2 separate regions of the Homo sapiens genome follow, and region 2 is linked to region 1. A link is a loop called in an ENCODE intact Hi-C map of the cell type or tissue named here. Cell type or tissue: Calu3. All regions are shown on one strand. Each heading gives the region's core, and the rest is flanking DNA. Links, peaks and the distances in the headings are about the cores only.

The links. Peaks named below come from ENCODE experiments on the same cell type or tissue, not always from the same donor. Only the 100,000 strongest peaks of a DNase experiment are listed, where the experiment ranks them.
Region 2: a loop joins it to region 1, with 6 times the contacts of the local background. A loop is called at or near these places in 3 of 110 quality-filtered maps.

Annotation. Positions count from the first base shown.
Region 1 is chr2:233,631,717-233,644,468 of GRCh38, reverse strand. The region is part of intron 1 of UGT1A8 (UDP glucuronosyltransferase family 1 member A8); the gene reads right to left. It overlaps UGT1A10 (UDP glucuronosyltransferase family 1 member A10), which reads right to left and starts at 8,021. Exons shown (of 5, transcript NM_019075.4): 1 at 7,092-8,021. The coding sequence starts at 7,946. It also overlaps UGT1A. In Calu3, for the core only: a CTCF peak has its summit at 5,486; a DNase peak (open chromatin) is centred at 5,448.
Region 2 is chr2:233,481,483-233,494,234 of GRCh38, reverse strand. USP40 (ubiquitin specific peptidase 40) reads left to right here. Exons shown (of 32, transcript NM_001365479.2): 25 at 684-810; 26 at 2,974-3,068; 27 at 4,752-4,870; 28 at 5,931-5,996; 29 at 8,258-8,468; 30 at 8,609-8,704. Among named protein-coding and RNA genes, the nearest start is that of USP40, 79 kb to the left of the region's middle. In Calu3, for the core only: no CTCF peak of the experiment used is centred there; a DNase peak (open chromatin) is centred at 7,339.

The DNA.
Region 1 (12,752 bases), core at 2,736-7,735:
TGCTTCCTGAGTAGCTGGGATTACCGGCATGCACCACCACACCTGGCTAATTTTTGTATTTTCAGTACAGATTGGGTTTCGCCATGTTGGCCAGGCTGGTCTCAAACTCCTGGCCTCAAGTGATCCACCCACCTCAGCCTCCCTAAGTGCTGGGATTACAGGCATGAGCCACCGTGCCCAGCATTGAGGGAGCATTTAAACCAGCCCTAGGCTGAGGGAAATTGCTGATCTCAGAGGTCTGAACTTGAATGCCCACAGACCTCACCACCGAGGGCCAAAATGGTCTTGGCCTCAAGTAAACTTGAAAGGCAGTCTAGTCCATAAAGATTGCAACTCTTAGGTGAGTTCTAGGGCTGTACTAGGCCCAGAGACAGTGAACTGGGTAAAGGGGAGTATGACATACTGAAACACTAGCTGAAGCAGCCAAGGGAGTACCGACATCACTCCTCCCCTAATCCCAGGATGCACAGCTTGCGGCTCCAAAAGAGACCCTTTCCTTCTACTTGAGGAGAGGAGAGGGAAAAGTGGGGAGGACTTTGTCTTGCATTTAGGAGACCAGCTCAGCCACAGCAGGATAGGGCACTGGTCAGAATCATGAGGCCCCTGTGCCAGGCCCTAGCTTCCAGATGACATTTCTGAACACACCCTGGGCTAGAAGGGAACCTGCTGCCTTAAAAGAAAGGGCCCAGTCCTGCCAGCGTTCATCGCCTGCTAACTGAAGAGACCTTGGAACCTGAATACCAGCAGTGAAACCTCGTACTACGTCAAGGGCCTTGGTGAGCCTCTGAGACTTACTGGCTCTAGGTGAGATTCAGCACATTCCCAGCTGTGATGGCTATGGAGCAAAACTCATTCTGCTTGAGGAAAGCACAAGGAAAGGTAAAGGGGACTTTGCCTTATAACTTAGGTACCAACACTGCTGCAGGGGGATAGAGCATCAAGAGGGCTTTTGGGGTCCCTGATTCCAGGACTTGACTCGGACAGCATTTCTGGAGCTCCCCTGGGATAGAGGGGAGCCCACTGCCTTGAAGGGCAAGTCTCAGGCCAGGCAGCATTCACCACAAGTTGACTTAAGACCTTGGGCCTTAAGGGAACACCAGCAGAAGTCTGGCAGTACTGTCCATGGCCAGGGGTGGCAGTGGCTACAAGGTGAGGCTCCTCTGTCTTTGCAAATAAGAGGGAAGAATGGGAAGGACTGCATCTTGTGGTTTGAGTGCCAGCTCAGCTGCAATACAATAAAATACCAGGTGGAATGCTAAGGTTTTTGACTCTAGTCCCTGACTCCTAGATGGCACTTCTGGACCCACCCAGGGCCTGGGGGACCTTGCCATTCTGAAGGGAGGGATGCAGGTCTGGCTGGCTGTATCACCTGCTGATTGTAAAGCCCAAGGGCGTTGAGCAAACATAGGCAGTAGCCAGGAGGTGGTTACAGCAGGCCTTGGGTGAGACCCAGAGCTGTGCTGGTTTCAGGTCTGATCCAGCACAGTCATAGTGGTGATGGCCACAAGGATGCTTGTGTCACTCCACCCCCAGCTTGAGGTGGCTCAGAACAGAGAGAGAGACAGAGAGAGAGAGAGAGAGTGAGAGAGAGAGAGAGACTCTGTATTTTTGGGAGGAAGTAAGGGAAGAAAGCAAGAGTATGTGCTGGAATCCAGAGAAGTATCTTGGATCTTGTCCAAGACCATCAAGGCAATACATCTACAAGTCTGCAAGAACCACAGCGTTACTAGGCTTGGGGTGCCCCCTAAAGCAGAAACAGCTTAGATTACAACACCTAAGTCCTTTCAAATATCTGGAAAGCCTTTCCAAGAAGGACGGCTACAAATAAGCCCAGACAATGAAGACTACAATAAACACCTAACTCTTCAATGCCCAGACACTGAAGAATGTCTGCTAGCATCAACGCCATTCAGGAAAACCATGACCTCATCAAATGAATTAAATAAGGTGCCAGGGACTAACGCTGGAGAAACAGATATAAGCGACCTTTCAGACAGAGAATTCAAAATAGCTGTGTTGAGGAAACTCAAAGAAATTCCAAATAACACAGAGGAGGAATTCAGAATTCCAGCATATAAATTTAACAAAGAGATTGAAATCATTAGAAAGAATCAAGCAGAAATTCTGGAGCTGAAAAATGCAATCGGCATAATGAAGAATGCATCAAAGTCCTTTAATAGCAGAATGGACCAAACACAAGAAATAATTACTGAGCTTGAAGACAGGCCATTTGAAAATACATGGTCAGAGGAGACAAAAGAAAAAAGAATAAACAACAATGAAGCATGCTTATAGGATCTAGAAAATAGCCTCAAAGGGGCAAATCTAATAGTTATTGCCCATAAAGTGGAGGTAGAGAAAGAGATAGGAGTAGAAAGTTTATTCAAAGGGATAATAACAGAAAACTTTCCAAACCTAGAGAAAGATACCTATATTCAAGTATGAGAAGGCTAGAGAACACCAAGCACATTTAACCCAAAGAAAACTACCTCAAGGCATTTAATAATCAAACTCCCAAAGGTCAAGGATAAAGAAAAGATTCTAAAAGCAGCAAGAGAAGAGATAAATAACAAACAATGGAGTTCCAATACATCTGGCAGCAGCCTTTTCAGTGGAACCCTTACAGGCCAGGAGAGAGTGGCATGACATATTTAAAGTGCTGAAGAAAAAAAAACCTTTTACCCCAGAATAGTATATCTGGTGAAAATATCCTTCAAACAGGAAGGAGAAATAAAGACTTTCCAAGACAAAAGTTGAGGAATTTTATCAATTCCAGACCGATCCTACAAGAAATGCTACAGGGAGTACTTCAATCAGAAAGAAAAGGAAGCTCATGAGCAAGAAGAAATCATCTGAAGGTACAAAACTCACTGGTAATAGTAAGTACACAGAAATACACAGAATATTATAACATTGTAACTGTGTGTGCAAACTACTGTTATCCTACATATAAAGACTAAACAATGAACAAATCAAAAATAATAACTAAACAACTTTTTAAGATATAGGCAGTACAACAAGATATAAATGAAAATCACAAAGAGTTAAAAAGTAGGGAGCAAAGTTAAGACTAGTTTCTATTAGTTTTCTTCTTGCTGTGTGTTTGTTTATGCAAATAGTGTTAAGTTGTTATCAGGTTAAAATAAGGTTTATAAGATAGTATTTGCAAGCCTTATGGTAACTGTCATGGGTGGCAACTCTCTGAGACTGGTGTGGCATGGGAGGTAAAAAGAATTTACCAAGATACTTGTAGGTAAAGAAAGGCAGATTTATTAGAGAAAGTAGGAAAATATGTTGCAAGATAGTCAGCAAGAGAAGAGCTGGCTGCAAGGAGACAAAGGCTTGCTGAGGATTTTATAGGATGGTGCTTGTGCTGCAGAGAGCTAGATGCAGTATTGATAATGCCAAGGTTGCAGTGAGATAACTTGCATTTTTCTATCAGCTGAGGGTCTGGTGATCGCTGGGTGCAGGAAGATTATGTTATTTTTGCAGGAGGGCTATGTGTCCTAGACCATGAAGAAAGGGAGACTTATAGTTCATCTGCTTTTTCTTTTTTGCTTTCCCCTGGTCCTGCCAGCCTAGCTCTTTTTCCCTAATTAGGGCTCCACATTTCCCCCCTGACATAGCAACAATGACAAATCTTTGGCATGTGAGTGAAGGTCTCATCTTCCAACTGCTTCCTACTGACCAAGGGTATAGAGTTGGCCCTACCTAAGATTGTTGGCCTATCAGGAGGTTACATGGACCTAGATCCCTGGGTTGGCCCCTAAATTGGGGAGGGTCACTGTTGGACTATGGAAGAACAGCATTTGCAGCCTAAAAAAGAGACTGTTCTCTCCCATTTGAATGGTCTTGACACCCTCATAAAATTTGGAACTTACTCAATTGACCAAGGATGTATGGGTTTATTTCTGAATTCTCTGTTCCATAGATCAACATAAAAAGATGTTGTATGAGGCAATTGGAGGTAAATTAATTATGGGCTAGAAATGAGATAATATTAAAGTATTATTATTGTGTTAGGTGTGATAACGATATTGTGGCCGTGTAACAAATTTTACTTATTTTTTATATTTAATAAAATATTCAATGATGGAATGACAAGCCAAGAATTTCCACTAAAAAAATGACAGCCAAAAAGTTTCTTTAAAAGGTCAGAATAAGGGGATAGATGAATTAATACAGCAAAACACTGAAAATTATTTAGCCTAAGGATTGATATACAGGTGCACATTACACTATAGTCTTTTCATTTTGTATGTTTGAAAACTTTGAAAATAAATACTTGAAGTAAACAATTTTAGTGGGAGGCCTTAGTCTTGTCAACCAAAAGTTAACTTTGAATTTGGATCTTGGACTATAGCCAGAATCTTAGAGCAATGGGGAAAGCACAGATCTTTTCTTGCTCTGTAACCACATCCTATCCCCAGGTCTGCAGAGCTGCACCTACCATGGATGGTATAGATGAAGCCTGAATTCTTTTCCCCTAAAACCAGTCATCAATTCTGTTGGAACTCACCAAAAATTCAAAGAGACTAAGAGTGACTTCCTCTTTTTCTCATTAAAACTATTTCAATGTTCTGCTGAATTATTTACACATCACTAATCAACACACACACATTAGAATACTGAAATGTAAAAGAATGACCATACCAATTGATATAGTTTAAAAGTTTGTCCCCTCCAAATCCCATGTTGAAATTGGAGATGGGGCCATCTGCCATCATTGTTAAAGTATTTAATTACATCCCTGGCTGTAATTCTCCTGGATAGACTCAAGGAGATTTTGTTACAGGAGATCTTCAAGAAATCCCCTGTGCAGGGTCTGGGACACTGCACGCAAACACACCTGCACATACACAAACACATACATGTGCAAACACATACTCTATCATCAAGTAATGCTTCCTTCTCATCAGACAGATGAGACTCAGACTCTGAATCCTGTTTCCCAGCAAGATGTAACCAACTGCATGCTTTTCCCAGACACATCCTGGCATCTGAAACAAGGAAAGAGCAATATGCAGTGTTCATCGTTCTTTTGATGACAATTTACTTTTACTTTTGTGGTTGGGCCATATCCAAGGCTCTTTGACAGAAAGCCCTCTTTGAGATCGAATTCCTCTGTGAGAATTCTGCTGCCTTTACAGGTATAATCATAAAAATATACATTAATATACATAACCCTCTGCAAACTATAAAAACTTTCATACATGTGTATATTCTTTAATAGATATAGAAACACATTTATTTCATATCTCATAAAAGATATTTACAATCAAAATAAATGAAACCATATATAGTTTAATGTTTCATTTTTTATAGATATCCCTCTATCACAGGTGATATAAAATCATATATAGGTTTTTATATCTTTAAAGGCCTCTAGGTGACCCTGTGAGCCACAATAAACTCAGCGTGGGTTCAGGAAGTGGCAGATCCTCAACTCGGCCGAAGGCTGTGGGGTGTAGGCAACACATGGGTGGTGCTTGGTACTGTAATTAATGGAGGATAACGAGGAGAAAAGTGCTTTGATAAGTCCAACCTCTTAGAGTCCTGCAACTTGCATCTCCTCGCCTGGTCTTGCCATGAGCTGAAAGTCATGCCTAATTTTGAAAGGCCTACAACTGTAGTCTTCCTGCTTTTTAGAAAGAGCATTATTTCACTTTCCTATGAGATGGCTGAACGGTCACTCTTTCACCAACCATCTGCCAATGACAGATATAACTGTGTTACAAAGTCTACTGAATCTTGTAAGAAACCAGAACAATACATAAAAATGTGTACTCCACCCCTAATAAAATAATATAATGAGATGAGACACCAGGTGTTTCATCTGGATTTAGCAACTATGCGTTTGCCAAGAATCTTATTCTGGTATTTTTCAAGGATTTTTCAGTCACAAGCAACCGAATCCCTATTTAAACTGGCTACTCTAACAATATTACTCAATAATATTTTGGAAGTATATGCTCCAGCAAAGCAAAAGAAGCAGTACAAATATCAGACAAGGGAATTACTTGCAGATGGTATTGTATATTGTACATCTAATGCATACTACAAAATAATAAGAAAAGTTAGTGATGTGGCTGGATACAAGATACATATGCAAAAACCAAAATTTTAATTACCAGTAATCAGTTAAATGTAGAAATGGAAACATTGCCCTGTACAAAATAGTTTCTAAAGTAATAAAATGCCAAGGAATAAATGTTAAAAACAAACATAAAATGCTTATATAGTGAAAATTTTTATTTATGTATATAAAACAAGATCTGAATAAATAGTGAGACATATATGTTCCTGAACAGGAAGACTTAATAGCAAAAAGATGCCAGTCTTCTCAATTCAGGAAAACCCTGTAACCCTACGTGTAGGACTCTAGTCTACTAAGATAAAAGCAAGAATATAGAAATATATTCACGCAAGGAAAGTATTGAAGAGTGTTTACACAGCCTTATTCACAAAAGGAAAGAGTGGAAAATGGCTATATATATATCAATATTAATTGGTTAAAAAACTACATTGTATCCAAAGTAAAGAATTTTATGCAATTATTAAAAGAACTTGTCAAATCTGTCTGTATTGCTCTATAAAGGTACCCATAATTTATTGGCAAGTGAAAAATGCAAGATAAAGAAGAATATGTTCAGCCCAATACTAGATTTTATTTTTACTAAATAGGTATGGGAACTTACATGAGATATTGCATATGCCTAAAATACTTTTTTTCAATGAAAAGAATGTACACAAAACTTAAGAGCATTTCAACTACGGGGTCACATAGAATTAACAAAAAACGGAAGTTTCATTTCTTGCTGTGGTTTTTGGTACTTTTCTAAACATCGTATTTTAAAATGTAGCCTGAATATGATCTATAATTTTTAAATTATTACATATACTTTCAAGAAGGGCAGTTTTATAAAATTTGATAATTGATGAGTACATGAATTCGCACAAAATAATTTGTTAAACTGGAAAGAAATTTGAAATGCAACAAACGAAAATGTCAAATCACAGTTCAGTAAGGAATCCTTTTTTAATTTCCAAAGCCAGATTATTCTTAATGTGCTAAAGGAGAGGTGACTTACCATAGGCAATGGCTTTCCCTGATGACAGTTGATACCACCAATGAAGATCATGTTGGGCATCACGGGTTTGGGATAGTCCAAAACAAAGTCCGTTCGCAACAACCAAATTGATGTGTGACTGTAGAGATCATATGCCGTGACAGGGGTTTGGAGAATTTCAGAGGCTATTTCTAGGGCATTTCTAAAAAGATACTGGCAAAATAAATGGTCCTCCAAGTGCACGATGTGGTTCCATACTCTCTCCTTGAAAGTCATGGCATCTGAGAACCCTAAGAGATCATTGGGGACATAGGAAAGAGGAGCAGGGCACTGTGCACCTTCTTCAAGATGGTGGCAAAATATTCCCCTGGTGAAGACCACAGAGGGGAGGGAGAAATATTTAGCAACAATTAAGCCACAGGTATCAAAAGGATCCAGAAACACTGCATCAAAAGAACTCTCCTTTAAGTATTCTACTAATTTTCGGTCATTAAACAAACTCCTGCAATGCGAAAAAAATAAGTCAAGAAAACCACTGGATGAACTCATTAATAGAGAAAATATACTTTGTGCCTGTGCTTTCCATTGAGCATGGGCGAAAACCATGAATTCCCGGTTCTGATCTTCCAGAGTGTACGAGGTTGAGTAAGTCTTCACTGTGCAATTCAGTGATCTTTCCAGTTGCCAACTCACCTCTGGCATGACTACAACCACCTCATGCCCCCTGAGGATAAGTTTCTCCACCACCGACTGCATGGTGAACCAGTGACTCCCATCCATGGGCACTACCAGCAGCTTCCCTGCCTCGGCAAAGCCACAGGTCAGCAGTAGACACACACATAAAGGAACGGGGCTGGTCCACCCTGCGCGAGCCATGAGAGAACTGCAGCCCGAGCCAGCAGCTGGGATTCTAAGCTGCTATGATACAGTAGGCGGAAGAAGTACAGGCACAAAACCTGACCCCAATAGAGGGCGTGTATTTATCCTTTCATAAAAAAAAAAAAATCACACTCACTGCCAATGATTTACTCATAAGAACGATAACACACGAGTATCATTTGCTGAGATACCTACTTGTATGATTTCCAGACAAGAGTAGATTATGGTCTTCGCCTTGGAGGGAGAGCACGCTGCAAGTGAGTTTAGAAACAGAATTATTCAGCAATGCTTTTGGACCTTGAAGATTCGGAAAGATAAAGTGAAAGTAAATTTGAATAATGCTAATATTTTTGGAATTTATCCCAAAGCAAAATTTAGATTTTGACTTTAGCCAACCAAATACTCTCTGTCCAGAAAGAAATTGGCATCTCATGTTCCAGGGAAAGACAGCAAGGCTCTTAGCACTGACCTCCCAACTGGCAAGAAACTGGGGCTCACCTGCATCTCTGCAATGCATAATCATTGCTGGTTGTCTTCTTCCATATCCAAACCCTGAGAGGCCTCTGAAATGCCAAAATGAGATTGACAACCCTGCCTCCATGGACCATACCAGGGACTTGATGGAAAGTGACCATCACCTATTTTAATGACTTTCCTCAGATACGTTGCATGCAGTGGGGAGTTGCTGGCCCAGTCCTTGTGCGAACACTCTGCTGGGCTGCCTCTCTGTGACTGCTCTACTTCTATATTCTAAACACACCATCACTCCAGTGACCTCTTTCAGGAAAATATGTACTTGTCTCCCTCAGTCTGCTGAGGACTCCTGGAAGTCAGAGGTGATGCCATCTCTGTGTTTTTACCCTTCTTTCACAGTAGCCATGCTTTGCCTTTGACGTAGTTTGTATGTTTGTCCCCTCCATATATCATGGTCAAATATAATCCCCAGTGTTGGAGATGAAGCATGGTGGGAGGTGTTTGGGTCATGGGCATGGATCCCTCATGAATGGCTTGGCACTGCCCTCCCAATTGTGAGTGATTTCTCATGAGATTTGATTGTTTAAAAGTATACGACAGTACATGTATCCCAGATCTCTTAAAGTATAATTTTTTAAAAAATGCCAAAAACCCTCTTCAGGATATTATTCAGGAGAACTTCCCCAGCCTAGCAAGACAGGCCAACATTCAAATTCAGGAAACACAGAGAACACCATAAAGATACTCCTCGAGAAAAGCAACTCCAAGACACATAATCATCAGATTCACCAACGTTGAAATGAAGGAAAAATGTTAAGGGCAGCCAGAGAGAAAGGTCCTGTTACACACGAAAAGAAGTTCATCAGACTAACAGCAGACCTCTCTTTAGAGACCCAACAAACCAGAAGACAGTGGGGACCAAAACTCAACATTCCTAAAGGAAAGAATTTTCAATCCAGAATTTCATATCCAGCCAAACTAAGCTTCATAAGTGAAAGAGAAATAAAATCCTTTACAGACAAGCAAATGCTGAGAGATTTTGTCACCACCAGGCCTGCCTTACAAGAGCTCCTGAAGGAAGCACTAAATATGGAAAGAAAAAACCGGTACCAGCCACTGCACAAACATACCCAATTGTCAGGACAATTGACACTATAAAGAAACTGCATCAACTAGTAGGCAAAATAAACAGCTAGCATCATAATGACAGGATCAAGTTCACACATAACAATATTAATCTTAAATGTAAATGGGCTAAATGCCCCAATTAAAAGACACAGACTGGCAAATTGGATAAACAGTCAAGACCCATCAGTGTGCTGCATTCAGAAGACCCATTTCACGTGTAAAGACATATAGGCTCAAAATAAAGGGATAGAGGAATATTTACCAAGCATATGGAAAGCAAAAAAAATCAGGGGTTGCAATCTAGTCTCTGATAAAAACAGACTTTAAATCAACAGAGATCAAAAAAGACAAAGAAGGGCATTATATAATGGTAAAGGGATCAATGTAACAAGAAGAGCTAACCATCCTAAATATATATGCGCCCAATACAGGAGCACCCATAAAGCAAGTTCTTAGAGACCTACAAAGAGACTTAGGCTCCCATACAATAATAGTGGGAGACTTTAACACTCCATTGTCAATATTAGACAGATCAACGAGACAGAAAATTCACAAGGAAATTCAGGACTTGAACTCAGTTCTGGACCAAGCAAACCTAATACACATGTATAGAACTCTCCAACCCAAATCAACAGAATATATATTCTTCTCAGCACCACATTGCACTTATTCTAAAATTGACCACATAATTGGAAGCAAAACACTCCTCAGAAAATGCAAAAGAACAGAAATCATAACAAACAGTCTCTTAGATCACAGTGCAATCAAATTAGAACTCGGGATTAAGAAACTCACTCAAAACTGCACAACTACATGGAAACTGAACAACCTGCTCATGCATTACTACTGGGTAAATAATGAAATTAAGGCAGAAATAAATAAGTTCTTTGAAACCAATGAGAACAAAGACACAACCTACCAGAATCTCTGGGACACAGCTAAATCTATGTTCAGAGGGAAATTTATAGCACTAAATGCCCACAGGAGAAAGCAGGAAAGATCTAAAATCAAAACCATAACATCACAATTAAAAGAACTAGAGAAGCAAGAGCAAACAAATTCAAAAGCTAGCAGAAGACAAGAAAAAACTAAGATCAGAGCAGAACTGAAGGAGATAGAGACACAAAAAACCCTTCAAAAAATCAATGAATCCAGGAGCTGGTTTTTTGAAAAGATTAACAAAATAGATAGACCACTAGCCAGACTAATAAAGAAGAAAAGAGAGAAGAATCAATAGACACAATAAAAAATGATAAAGGGGAGATAACCACTGAGCCCACAGAAATACAAACTACCATCAGAGAATACTATCAACACCTCTACACAAATAAACTAGACATTCTAGGAGAAATGGATAAATTCCTGGACACGTATATCCTCCCAAGACTAAACCAGGAAGAAGCAGAATTCCTGAATAGACCAATAACAGGTTTTGAAATTGAGGCAGTAATTAATAGCCTACCCACCAAAAACACCCAGGACCAGATGAGTTCACAGCCGAACTCTACCAGAGGTACAAAGAGGGCCTGGTATCATTCCTTCTGAAACTATTCCAAACAATAGAAAAAGAGGGACTCCTCCATAACTCATTTTATGAGGCCAGCATCATCCTGATACCAGGATGTGGCAGAGACACAACAACCAAAAAAATTTCAGGCCAATATCTCTGATGAACATCGATGGCAAATATCCTCAATAAAGTACTGGCAAACTGAGTCCAGTAGTACATCAAAAAGCTTATCCACCATGATCAAGTCGGCTTCATCCCTGGGATGCAAGGCTGGTCCAACATACACAAATCAATAAACATAATCCATCACATAAACAGAACCAATGACAAAAACCACATGATTACATCAATAAAATTCAACAGCACTTCATGCCAAAAATTCTTGATGAACTAGTTATTGATGGAACGTATCTCAAAATAATAAAAGTTATTTATGACAAACCGACAGCCAATATCATACTGAATGGGCAAAAGCTGGAAGCATTCCCTTTGAAAACTGGCACAAGATAAGGATGCCCTCTCTCACCACTCCTATTCAACATAGTATTGGAAGTTCTGGCCAGGGCAATCAAGCAAGAGAAAGAAATACAGGGTATTCAAATAGGAAGAGAGAAAGTCAAATTGTCTCTGTTTGCAGATGACATGATTGTATATTTAGAAAACCCCATCATCTCAGTCCAAAAACTCCTTAAGCTGATAAGCAACTTCAGAAAAGTCTCAGGTTACAAAATCAATATGCAAAAATCACAAGCATTCCTATACACCAATAATGGAAAAACAGAGAGCCAAATTGTAAACTCCCATTCACAATTGCTACAAAAAGAATAAAATACCTAGGAATACAACTTACAAGGGATGGGAAAGACCTCTTCAAGGAGAACTACAAACCACTGCTCAAGTAAATAAGAGAGGACACAAACAAATGGAAAATCATTCCATGCTCATGGATAGGAAGAATCAATATTGTGAAAATGGCCGTACTGCTGAAGGTAATTTATAGATTGAATGCTATCCACATCAAGCTACCATTGACTTTCTTCACAGAATAGGAAAAAACTACTTTAAAGTTCATACGGAGCTAAAAAATAGCCTGTATATCCAAGACAATCCTAAGCAAAAAGAACAAAGCTGGAGGCATCATGCTACCTGACTTCAAATTATACTACAAGGCTACAGTAACAAAAACAGCATGGTACTTGTACCCAAACAGATATATAGACCAATGGAACTGAACAGAGGCCTCAGAAATTATGCCACACATCTACAACCATCTGACCTTTGACAAACCTGACAAAAACAAGAAATGGGGCAAGGATTTCCTATGTAATAAATGGTGTTGGGAAAACTGGCTAGCCATATGTAGAAAACTGAATCTGGACCCCTTCCTTACACCTTATACAAAAATTAACTCAAGATGGATTAAAGACTTAAACATAAGACCTAAAACCATGAAAACTCTAGAAAAAAACCTAGGCAATACCATTCAGGAAATAGGCATGGGCAAAGACTTCATAACTAAAACACCAAAAGCAATGACAACCAAAAGCCAAAATTGAGAAATGGGATCTAATTAAACTAAACAGCTTCTGCACAGCAAAAGAAACTATCATCAGACTGAACAGGCAACTTACAGAATGGGAGAAAAATTTTGCAATCTATCCATCTGACAAAGGGCTAATATCCTGAATCTA
Region 2 (12,752 bases), core at 4,382-9,381, 150 kb after region 1:
ATGAAGGTCAAATATTTGTTAATCTTCACTAATCTGATAAACAGAAAAATATTCTAATGCACATTTCTTGAACTATCTATTTAAAATGTTTTAGGTGGTTAATTTTTATTCTCATCTTCTATTGTTGGAAATTAAGTGCTGCAACAATAGCACCTTTTATCTCTTAATAAACCTGTTAAAATTCTTCACTAACAAAAAATGAGGTGGGAAGAACTAGCTAAATAAGTAAAACTGAAATTACAGGGTATGTATAAGACAATGGGTTTATTTCCTTTAGTTTGTATCAGAAACCCATTAGATCAATGGGCTCTTGCATCTGTGTGATAAACTGCACTGCTGGGACTGGTATCCTGGGCCAGCAGTGCTTGGACAGCGCCTGGAAACGCTGGTATAGTGTGTTCAAGCAAATGCATTGTTCTTGTTTATGCTTCTCATTTATATTATCTACTAAGATACCTTTAAGCAAGGGATATTTAGTCCAGTCACCCCAAAGTCTGATTTTTATGATTTTAAATTTTTGATTGTAAAAACAAGTATAATTTATGACAGTTAATAAATCTAAAAGGAAAAATGATAAGTTCAAGAACATCTTAGGTCATCAAGGTGTTTCTTTCTATGGAAGTAAAAGTAGAGTTTCACTTAATCTTTGTAATCACAGCAGTTAAACATGCTCCATTCTTCAGGGTTTCCTGAAGGTGCCCATCTGGTGGTACCAGCTTCAGGGTCCCTCAGGACACTGGGAGAGTCATCAGGACCAGACCAACTGTACTTCGTCTTGGGGCAGAGTTTGGAGAGCCACTTCCAGCCAAGGTGAGAACAGAATGGGATTTCAGCAGCCAGTGCATCATAAAGAGAAGTAAATTGACTGCCTGTGCTCTGAGAGTCAATTGATATATTTATTTTTAAAACGTAAGATCTTGAAAATCAAGACCTATTAATTTCATAAGTCATTCCAGACATCACATAATAATAACACTGTGCCATTTCTGTACGTGCTCTGTAACCTCTGTAAAGCACTATATATCTTGTTGTTTATTATTATATCAATATATTACACTTTCCAAAGACTTTTATGTATCATCTCTCAAGATCCTCAGGGCAACAGGGGCCCCATTTATCACCACGTACCAGAATATTGAGACTTCATCCAATTCTAATGATGTCATTTTAGCCCACAGGGGCAGAGACCAGGAGTCCACATCCTACATGTCTTCCAATCTTTCTGCCTCAAAACCCTCAGGAACTGCTTCTAGGGCATTTGATATCATCTCACTGACTTCTGAGAAGGAACATAGACAAGTACAAGCATGTTGTCTTACTCAGCACTCAGCCGCACACATCACGATGGGCAGAAGTCACTATCAGTGAGTTCTGTTGCCCTTGTACAAAGAGGAGTTCCACTTCATTATAAAGAAATGGAGCGAGTATATTTTTAATAGGCCCAACTCTTTAGCTATGTTTTTCTTTTTATCAGGCTTTACTTATTTAGTTTTTCTAGTGCCTTGAAGTATATTACTTATATTTCTTTTTAATCTTTTCAGCCTCAGTAATAAAATTAATATAAATGAGTCAAATTCTTATCTCCTTATTCTTTGAAGTTAGGATTATATAGAGAGAGTAATGTTGAATGAGCTATAAAATTGGCATAAAGTTACTTTTTAGTTGGGTTACAGTAGTTCATGTTAACTAATGCTAAAAATGCCTTGGTGATAGAATTCTAGTTACATATAGAATTGGATATAGATTGTAAAAGCATGTTTAATCAGTATGTTTCTACGTGAAAAGTAAATAAAAGGTTCTTTTTTTGGTAATACATCTGTACACAACACATGGGAAATGCACTCATGTGTCACTTAACAACATGAATATGTTTTGAGAAATGCATCGTCAGATGATTTCATCATTATGTGAACACGGTAGAGTGATTTACACAAACCTAGATGGTAGAGCCTCCTACACACCTAGGCTATGTGGTGTAGCCTCTTGCTCATAGGCTACAGACCTGTACAGCAGCTTACTGTATTGAATACTGAAGGCGAATCATAACACAGTGGCAGGTGTTTGTGTATCTAAACAGAAAAAGGTACAGTGAAAATACAGTATTATAATCTTATAGGATCACATCACATGTGTGGTCTTTGACCAAATCATTATGTAGCAGGTGATTATATATTTCATTCTTTAGAATTTCCTAAAATTATCTTTCCGGTAGTGTCAGCCTGTAATTTCCTTAAGACACAAGAGGAACTTCTCATGCACTTAGTTGACTTCTAATCTCTCTGTAATTTCTTGCTATGCATTAGTGGCATGCTCAGCAGTAAAGACAGTTAAGGCAAAAATAAGTGAAGACAGTCTAAATTTAGTTGCCAGCTTTTATATTGTTTTTGATGAGAAAGCATTGTGTTTTTCCCTTTTTTTAAACAAACTTGGAAAGGCCTTCTTATTGTCAAGATTTCCTTATAAATAAACATTTATTGGGCATTTACTATGTGGCACCCATTGTACCAGGAACTGGGGAGACAAGATAGATGGCCTGCCTCCTCTTGAAAATTCTGTTGTTTTGAGGAGGCAGATTAAACGCCTGCACACAGACAGACAGACACACACACACACACACACACACACACACACGAGGAACAGGTTGGGATGAGTGTTATGATGAGGAAACAGGAAGCTAACATACAGAATGCAGCCAGCATATCCTACCCAAAAAGTCCTCTTTGAGGAAGGAGAGAATGTGGAAAAGTACATTCAAGGTAGGGGCATAAGTGTCACAGACCTCTTGGGAGTCTGCCGACAACATGTCCCTGCCTGCTTACCTGCCAGACAGGGCCTCCTCATAAGACTTGGATGCAGAGGCTCTTGAGTGGAATTTTAATAACCTATTTACAATATCAAAACATGGCAATGTATTTCAGAAACACAAAATAAGTTTCAAGTTCCTTGTAAACATCCCGCTCTGTCCTTTGGAAGGTGCTTCTGGGAACGAGCCTGCGCAAGTTTCTCTCCTCTACTTGGGAGACATAGAGATCTCAGAAGATGCCACGCTGGCGGAGCTGAAGTCTCAGGTCAGACTTCTTCCTGCACCATAACTTAGTGGTAATGTGGCTTCTTCCAGTGAGATATTAATATATTCTTCTATCTCCTTTTCCCTCAATTACAGTCTGTTCTGATATGGCATTTGTCATATGCCATGTTCAGTGGTAAGTACCCGCAGGCAATACACGCCCATGGTGCAGACGGCTCCTCGTGGCCTCACTGGTCCCTCCTCTGACAGGCATGCTGTGCTTTTGTTTCAATCTATCCTCAGTGACTTGCGGCTTTTGTTCATTTTTATTTTTTTAGGGAAACATGGTTTCTTGGAACATTTGTAAAGCATTCACTTTATCCCTTTATTTACATTGTTTGTGTACCATTGTGACCCATATGTTAAATGTTGTTATGAAAAGCTGTGTTACCAGTTTTCCAGGAGGTTAGAACTCCAGCTTTTATGTTAGGATGCTAAACTAGATATTCTAGGTATTGTGTTGTTTCTTATGCATTAACGTTCACAGAGAAGGAGGGTTTTATCCAAATGGAAGGGCTGGATTAAGCACAATGCAGTGTTGAAGCAGCATCCGCCTACTGTTGGACTGAAATGAGCATTCCTTTCTTCTCTTAGAGGAGAAAATGTGGGGCCTATATATGACTAGTGGTTGTTGATGTTTGGCTTTTGTGCGCCCTCAGTATATGAAATACCCTTCCTCAAGAAAAAGCATATGTTGGCTGGGTGTGGTGGCTCATGCCTATAATCCCAGCACTTTAGGAGTCTGAGGCAGGCGGATCACTTGAGGTCAGGAGTTTGGGACCAACCTGGCCAACATGGTAAAACCCTGTCTCTGCTAAAAGTACAAAAAAAAAAAAAATTCACCTGGCACGGTGGCAGGCACCTGTAATCCCAGCTACTCGGAGGCTGAGGCAGGAGAATCACTTGAACCCAGGACAGGGAGGTTGCAATGAGCTGAGATTGCGCCACTGCACTTCAGGCTGGGTGACAGAGTGAGACTCCGTCTCAAAAAAAAAAAAAAAAAAAAAGGAGAAAAGAAAAAGCAGACAGCCTTATTCTCATGAGAACAAATGGGAAAATACTTTTTTTTTCTCATATTAAGTTGAAAGATATAAAATTGCTGTTTTTAGGTCAAAAAATGGATGAATATTGGTAATTTTAGAGGCTCCAACCTAAGTATATCAGTAGGGGCTTAAAGTGATCCCTTCAGAATTAGAACAAGCAGTTTGGGCCTACTGATTGCAGCCAAAGATTTTGAAATACTTCAGAATCAAAAGCTGATTCATCGGCAGAGCAGACACTGGTGGAGGATTGCGCGGGCACGGAAGAAGGCTGCTGTTGTGTCCCTTGTTGTACTGTTAGAGCGGGCTCTGCCCTGGTGAATTCTACTCCCATGGAAGTTAATTCCAAAGTTTCATTTTTTAAACATGATGATTAAAAAGAAGCTTTTGACTCAGATTTAGAGAGAGGGAACTCACTTCTTTCTCAAGGTGATTTCAGTGCAGAGGAATATGAAGACCGCTCAGGGTTAGTGTTATTTAAGAGAGAGAGAGATTCCTGTGACTTTTAAAATGATGTTATCATTACTTGAGATACTCTTTCCTTGAGATGCCACTGTGTAGTGCTTCATTTTTTTTTTCTAAAACAGTATGTTTTGAAGAGTGCTTTTTAAAACCGTTGGAGAAATGTCTGTTTCTTTTTCTAGGCCATGACCTTGCCTCCTTTCCTGGAGTTCGGTGTCCCGTCCCCAGCCCACCTCAGAGCCTGGACGGTGGAGAGGAAGCGCCCAGGCAGGCTTTTACGAACTGACCGGCAGCCACTCAGGTAGGTTCCTTGCTGGACGCAACACTGTCCCTCTCTGCTGCTGACGCACTGGCTGGTGTGAGGGATGGAGGAGGAATCAGTCTTCTGAGCTGAGTGACAACAAAGCCCATTCCTGGTCATGCCACGCTTGTGACTTGGGTGACACTTTTCATCATAAACTCCAGCAGGCCTTCAGTTTTCCATGTTAAGTATAAATGTAGTGTTGTATATTTTTTCTGTGCTCCAGTGACTGTGACATTATATAACTTAAAAGCATTTGGAGTGAGATGGAAAGTAGGAGTGGCTGTTTCTCACTCAGAAATGTTGGATTCAGCTGATCCTCCTCCTGAAACTTTGAACTTAAAGAGCAGGTTTGGGTCATTTCCTTTGCAAAAAGCAGCCTTGAGGCTTTTTGTTTCTTTCTTTCTCGTTTCTTTCTTTTCTTTCTTTCCTTTCTTTCCTTTTCTTTCTTTTCTTAATAGACAGGGTCTGGCTCTGTCGCCCAGGCTGGAGTGCAGTGGCGTGATCATGGCTCAACTACAGCCTCAACCTCCTGGGCTCAAGTGATCCTCCCACCTCAGCCTCCTGTGTAGCTGGGACCTCAGGCATGTGCCACGACACCAGGCTAATTTTTTGTTTTGACGAGGTCTCCCTATGTTGCCCAGTCTGGTCGCGAACTCCTAGCCTCAAGCAATCCTTCCACCTTGGCCTCCCAAAGTGCTGGGTTACTGGCGTGAGCCACTGTGCCTGGCCAAGGCTGCTTTTAATCGGTTCTGATTACCACCCCAAAGTGACTGGCATGAGAATCTTAACCCCGGCTGAACAGAGGGAAATTTCTTTGGCAGTTTGGCCATCTTCCCAGAGCCAGACCTACATGTTTAGTAAGAAATGACTCAAGTATCTAAATAATCACCGCAGCAAGGATTCTCATTTTTTCCCCTTTTCCAAAAGTTTGGGTGTTCTTATAAGTACTCAGAAAACAATTCTTTGCTTAAGAAAAAAGCTTAAAATTGGGGGAAAAAAAATTCAAGAAAATTAAATGTTATGTCACTCAATATTATCTTGTTTCACTTATTATCAGGGAATATAAACTAGGACGGAGAATTGAGATCTGCTTAGAGCCCCTTCAGAAAGGCGAAAACTTGGGGTAAGAAATTCTCCTGTGCATCTGAAGTGACACACACGTATCTTAACCTCGTTTGCCTTTTGAAGCTTTAACAACTTCATAGTGTAGCATTTTTTTCACTGCTTCTAAGTAGCCTAGCAACTTGAAACAGAGTGTGTGCTAGAAATATGTTTGTATGTCTGGGCATCTAAAACTTGGGACTTATTCTCCCATAAAAACAGTAAGGGAGAATTAATTTTTCAGTAATCACCAGGTGCATATTGACCCCATGATGGCCCTGAAGTGTCAGCAAGAGGCCCACCCGCAGCTGTTGTCAGTGTGTTCGGACAGTCTGCCATCCAACGGATTCATCATTGCTCCCGTCGCTCTGCCCCCTTATTCTACTTTCTTCATCCTAGTATCACCTGACATATCTGTACTTACTGATTTATTTGTTAGTATCTGTCTCCCACTACTAGAATATAAGTACTTGGTTTATTCATTGCTATATCCTTAATACCTAGAATAGTAATTGTGCCCATGTCATAGTCAATAATTATTTATTAAATAAAGATACACCCAAAATTGTCTACAATCAAACCATCTTGTTCTTTTTTCGCTGTAGGAAAATATTTTACAAGTCCTTTTGTAAATATCATGAACTATTAAGATTTGCTCTACCTATTATGATATGAGTATCCTTCTTGTGGTCTGCTTGTTATATGAGAAAGTTATCTTTCAACCATGTCTAACATGTATTTAATTTTAGTGTTTTTATAAAAACACATTCTTAATACAAGTTGTACAACCAGAAATAGTTTCCTGGAGGGGAATTCCAGGATCAAATGGTGTGGACATTTTAAACCTCTTAAAATAGTTAAATATTTCTTCAGGCAAGTTGTTCCAGAATATGAGTATTTATTTTACCTCACCCACAAACCAGCATTGACTATTTCATCGTCTAGGTATTTCCTAAATTGATAAATGAAAGATGATTATCTTGTTCTCATATTCTCCAGTGCTTTGATGACTAATAAGTTCAGGCATTTTTGCAAACTGTATTTTGTGAGTGCATGATTGAGTTATTTCGTGTATTTTGACTGCTTCTGTAATGAAGTCTAAAGGAAAAGCTCTCTTGGAATTTGTGTGAGCTCTTTATGATTTTGACCCTTTGTCACAATGGTTGTAAGCTGTGTCAGGTTTTGATAGGCACAGTGCCTTTTGCCCTTTTGAAGAGCAGCTGTGTGCCTCCTCAGGCCCCTTCCATGGGCTTTTCTGTCCTTGACCAACTTCCAGGGCACTCCTGCTCTCAAGGAGGCCTCTAGTCCCTCCTGTTTCTCTCCAGCAGCCTCTGTCCCCTCCTTGGCAACTTCAGCATCTGTGCCGATGCCCTTTCTGTCCTCTGGCCGCACTGTGCTGGGCTCCAGGCCTTGGCCTCACTCCCTGGCCAGCAGCCCCCTCCCCCATGGGGACATGGGGCTGTGCAGCCTCTGCTCTTGCACTCTGCACTCCCCTGATTCCATGGGCCCACATCTTCCCGTGAACTCTCTTTCTTCCAGTCATTTCATTTCTCATTGCGTGACCTCTTTTGATGGTAAAAACACTTAATAGAAGTACATCTAAAAATCATTCATTGTCTCAGCATCCTAAGAACCAGTCTTCATTTCCCCTTGCTGCCTTCCAGTTCTTATCTATAGCTTTTCCTCCATGGCCTGTGCTGACCTCTGCACGTCCCTGTTCCTCCTGCCTTGCTGAGTGTTGTTCTTTCTGCTCCTCCTGCTAAGGTTTCCCATCTCCCACAGCTGCAGCCTTGTGTCTCACCCGCCCTGTGTCTCTCTTCCCAATTCCAACCCTCAGGTTCTTCTCCCTGGCTACCTCATGGCAGCTCACATTTACAGCCCCCAGAGTCAAGGGCATAACTGCCTACCTCGAGCCCGCTCTCCTCCTGCCAGCTGCCGGGCTATCAAGCCAGGCCTCTCTCACCCTGTCCCTCTCTGCCACATCGTACCTGCTCAGGCCGCCACCTCTTTCCTTTTCTCCCGCACTGAGGAAGTTCCCTACCACGTCTGGGGGGGCTCTGCTGTGTACCGAGAATGGGATCTTCACTTCCGCTCTTCATTCCAAGATTAAAGGAAATTGAAATGCGGAATAAGAGTTTGCCACTAGCATCCAGCATTTAGGGAAAAATCTCTCCTTATAAAAACCAGAAAAGCTGGAGGAGAAGCTTTGCCCATTATGCCTCAAGTTACCACGTGGTTTTGTTTGTTTGTTTGGATCTGGCGCTTGACGGTTTTCTGGTACAGCCCCCAGGACGTGCTGCTGAGGACACAGGTGCGCATCCCTGGTGAGAGGACCTATGCCCCTGCCCTGGACCTGGTGTGGAACGCGGCCCAGGGTGGGACTGCCGGCTCCCTGAGGCAGAGAGTTGCCGATTTCTATCGTCTTCCCGTGGAGAAGATTGAAATTGCCAAATACTTTCCCGAAAAGTTCGAGTGGCTTCCGATATCTAGCTGGGTAAAGTTGTGGGGCTGTCTCAGAGAAATTGGGGCTTACCGGCATAGCAATGAGGTTATGCAATTTTTCACAGTGATAGAGAAGTTAGTGAGAACTTGAGGTTGAGTTTTGCTTATTTAAGATGTTTGATTTTCCCATAGAACCAACAAATAACCAAGAGGAAAAAGAAAAAAAAACAAGATTATTTGCAAGGGGCACCGTATTACTTGAAAGACGGAGATACTATTGGTGTTAAGGTAAGTTGTTTAACAGCAAATTTACCACTTTGAGAAGACACGAGGGTCACATGATTTTATAGAGACGTTTTATTGAATCTTCAAGACACAGATTATCCCATTTTATACAAATTGTTTCAGAGAATGGATAAAAAAGAGGGAAAACTGGACAACTGACTTTACAAGGCCACTGAAACCTCAGTATCCAAACTGCCAAGGACACTAAAATAAAATACAGACCAGTTTCACTTCTGACCATACATGGAAAATTCTAAGTAAAATACTAGCAAGTTCAGCCCAGCAAGTATGTTTTTAAAAACACTACTGTGTGACATGACGTCACAGTAGGTTATCCAAGGAATGTGAGGAGGGCAGCGTGAAGAATAGATTATGTAAGAAATAATCCTGCCAGACTCAAGAGATGCAGAAAAAGCATAAAATAAAACTTATTATTAAAAACCCAGTGTTCATGACTTTAAAAAAGAACTTAGAGCAAACTAGGAATAGAAGGAAACGCCTTAACCTGATGCACATATACCCAAAACCTCTAGCAGCAACACTGTGCCAGCTTCAAAAGCTTCCATTTTCATTAAAGTGGGACCCAAAGTAAGGATTCCCCTAACCGCCCCTTCTGTTTAACACTGTACTAAACAACACGGGCAATGAATTCCCTCCCTCACTGCCAAAAGAAAAGTAAATAAAAATTGAAAGAGCAGTAAAAGAAATTTGAAAAGGAAAATATAAAACCGTTCTTACAAAGGAGATTCAAGGCTGGGCACGGTGGCTCATGCCTGTAATGCCAACACTTTGGGAGGCTGAGATGGGTGGATCACTTGAGCCCAGGAGTTCGAGACCAGCCTGGACAACATAGTGAAACCTGGTCTCTACAAAAAAATACAAAAATTAGCCGGGTGTGGTAGCACACACCTGTAGTCCCAGCTACTCAGGAGGCTGAGGTAGGAGGATCGCTAGGGATGAGCTAGGGAGGTGGATGTTGCAGTGAGCCAAGATCGTGCCACTGCACTGCAGCCCAGGCAACAGAGATCCTGTCTCCAAAAAAAAAGAAAAAAAAAAAAAGGAGATTCAAAAGACTACACAGATAAATGATTAGATCTGATAGAGGAGTTCGAAAGGGTCCAAGATCAGTATAAAACCTTCTGGAGAATATACAAAAACATACTTAGCAGTGTTAAAGAAAGCTTCTGTTAGAGCCACGTCATGTTCTTGGAAGGCAAACCTCACAATAGTAAAGGTATCAGTTCTTCCCAAGTCTGTAAATTCAGTGAAATTCCAATGAAAATCCATATAGATTAGATTAAATAAAATTAATAGCATAAATTCGTACACTAGAGCAAAGGGCCAAAGAGCTAAGATTTTCTTTTGTTGTTGTTGTTGAGACAGTATCTCGCTCTGTTGCCCAGGCTGGAGTGCAGTGGTACGATCTTGGCTCACTGCGAGAAGAAAAAGGACAGGGTCCTTGCCTCACCAAGTGTTGACTGATCACAGCTGTGGCGACAGTGCAGCATGGAGGCACGGGTAGACAAACAGGCTCATGGACAGGGTGGAAAGCCCAGAAACAGAATCACACACGTGAGGAAATGTGACAGATACTTGAGGCAACATTAAAAAATGGGTTATTCAATGAATGGTGCTGGAAAATTAGTTATCTATGTAGGAAAATCATATTCATTAATTTTCATAACCCTAAAATTAATTTTATACAAGTTGAGTATCTATGATTCAAGATGCTTGGGACCAGAACTGTCTCAGATTTCAGGTTTTTTCGGGTTTTGGAATATTTGCATTATACTTAACGGTCGAGCCTCCCTAATCCAAAAATTTGAAATCTGAAATGCTCCATTGAGTTTCGGATTTCTGGATTAGGTATGCTTGACTTGAGTCAGCGTCAGGCCCCATAAAACCTGTACTTACCTCTGCTCACACCATAGTCAACAGGCAATCCAGTTGAAGACTTAAATGTGAAAACCACTCATTTTCAATCTTTAGAAGACATAAGAAAATCTTTGACTTCAAGTTAAGGATTTCTTTTTTTTATTTTTTGAGATGGGGTCTCACTCCGTCACCCAGGTTGGAGTGCAGCAGCATGATTTCCACTCACTGTAACCTCTGCCTCACGGGCTCAAGCGATCCTCCCACGTTAGCCTCCCAAGTAGCTGGGACCACAGGCACGTGCCATTATGCCCGGCTAATTTTTTGTATTTTTGGTAGAGACGGGGTTATGCCGTGTTGCCCAGGCTGGTCTTGAACAGGAGAGTTCAGGCAGTTCACCTGCCTCAGCCTCCCAAAGAGCTGGGATTACAGGCGTGAGCCACCATGCCTGGCAAGAAGGATTTCTTAAACAGAAAGTGCAAACCATGAAAGAATCAGTAAATTTCATTACATTAGAAGTGAGAACTTTTGTTCGTCAAAGGAAATCATAAAAAACAGTGAAAAGGGAAGTCACAAACAGGGGAGCGACATACGCAGTAACACAGCAGAGGGTTATTCTCCAGCATAGACAGCAGATCTTCTGCAAATCTGTTATCAAAAAATAACCCAATAGAGAAGTGGGCCAAGGTTATCACTGGCAGTTCACAGAGGAGAAGAGAATGGCCAGGAAACACATGAAAAGAGAATCAGCTTGCCAATTGCAGGGAGCTGCAGAATCCAGCAGGAAGCTGCCCTTGCTAGTGAGACCGTGGGAACTCCCACACACATGGCCAGGCGCAGTGGCTCACGCCTGTAATCCCAACGCTCTGGGAGGCCAAGGCAGGCAGATCACTTGCACTCGGGAGTTTGAGACCAGCCAGGGCAACATGGCAAAACCCAGCTTCTTGGGTGGCTAAGGCAGGAGGATCACTTGACCCCAGGAGGTGGAGGTTGTAGTGAGCTGAGATCATGCCACTGCACTCCAGCCAGGGTGGCAGAGTCAGACCGTGTGTCAAAAAAAAAAAAACAAAAAAAAAAAACTCCAGTGGGAACACAAGTTGGTACAGCTACTCTGGAGAGCAGTTTGGTGTTAGTTTAGTACACAGATGCCCGTCGATACAACCAAGGAGTCCCACTCCTAGCTGTATTCCCTAGAATAACTCGCCCATAGGTGTGTGGAGACACATGGATATGCTCACTGAAGCATTACAGGTAATAGAATGAAGTGGAAAGAAATTGACAGATTTTTTTTTTTTTTTGAGACAGAGTCTCACTCTGTCACCCAGGCTGGAGTACAGTGGCGCAATCTTGACTCACTGGAACCTCCACCTCCCGAGTTCAAGTGACTCTTCTGCCTCAGTCTCCCATTCCCCAGCCTCAGCCTCCCCACAATTTTTAAAACTTGTGTCATGTGCAATTTACTGGAACAGAAATTATAATATTGGCTTATCATATGAGTGTATTAGAATAGAGATTATAATACTTGACACGACATGTTCCTAGCAGAGGCGGGGCACTGAGAAGTAGCCAGACCCTCCTGCAGAGCCTGGTTAATCTCTCAGTCATTGAAGAGTTTAACTGTGATGTCTAGCCAGAGCCAGCTCCCCACCTCCACACCTGAGAATGCAGCCAGCGACCTGGGCAACCCCCAGCACGAACCCCGCAGACCCTGCGCTGTGTCTTTCCTGACACGCACTTCCCTTCCTGGGTGCGCCCCTGAGGCGTCCTCCCTGTGGACAGCATTTACGGAAATAACATGCGTGTGGAAAACAACCTGCGAGTCCTGGGAAAGGGAGGAGGCTTGCCCAGTCACGGGAATGCAGGGAGCAGCCTGTGTTTGTGAAACCCTGCAGTTAAGGCTTGCAGGAGATGCCAAGGAAGTAAAGCCAAGTTCATGCCTCTCAGAAGCTGGGGCTGGCTATAGAAATACAGAGGCGAGAACAGACTGACGGTGTCTATAAAGTAAACAGCTGTGCTTCTGGCGCGGCGATGAGAGATCCGTGTGCTGATGTGGATGATCTCTGTCTTCATGTTGCCTGGTAGCCCTTTAAAGTCCCCCTGTTTGGCCACTCGCAGTGGAAGCTTCTGGAGCTGAAGGGAAAGGTCAGATGGCTGGAAATTAATTTCCCTTGTGGAGCTC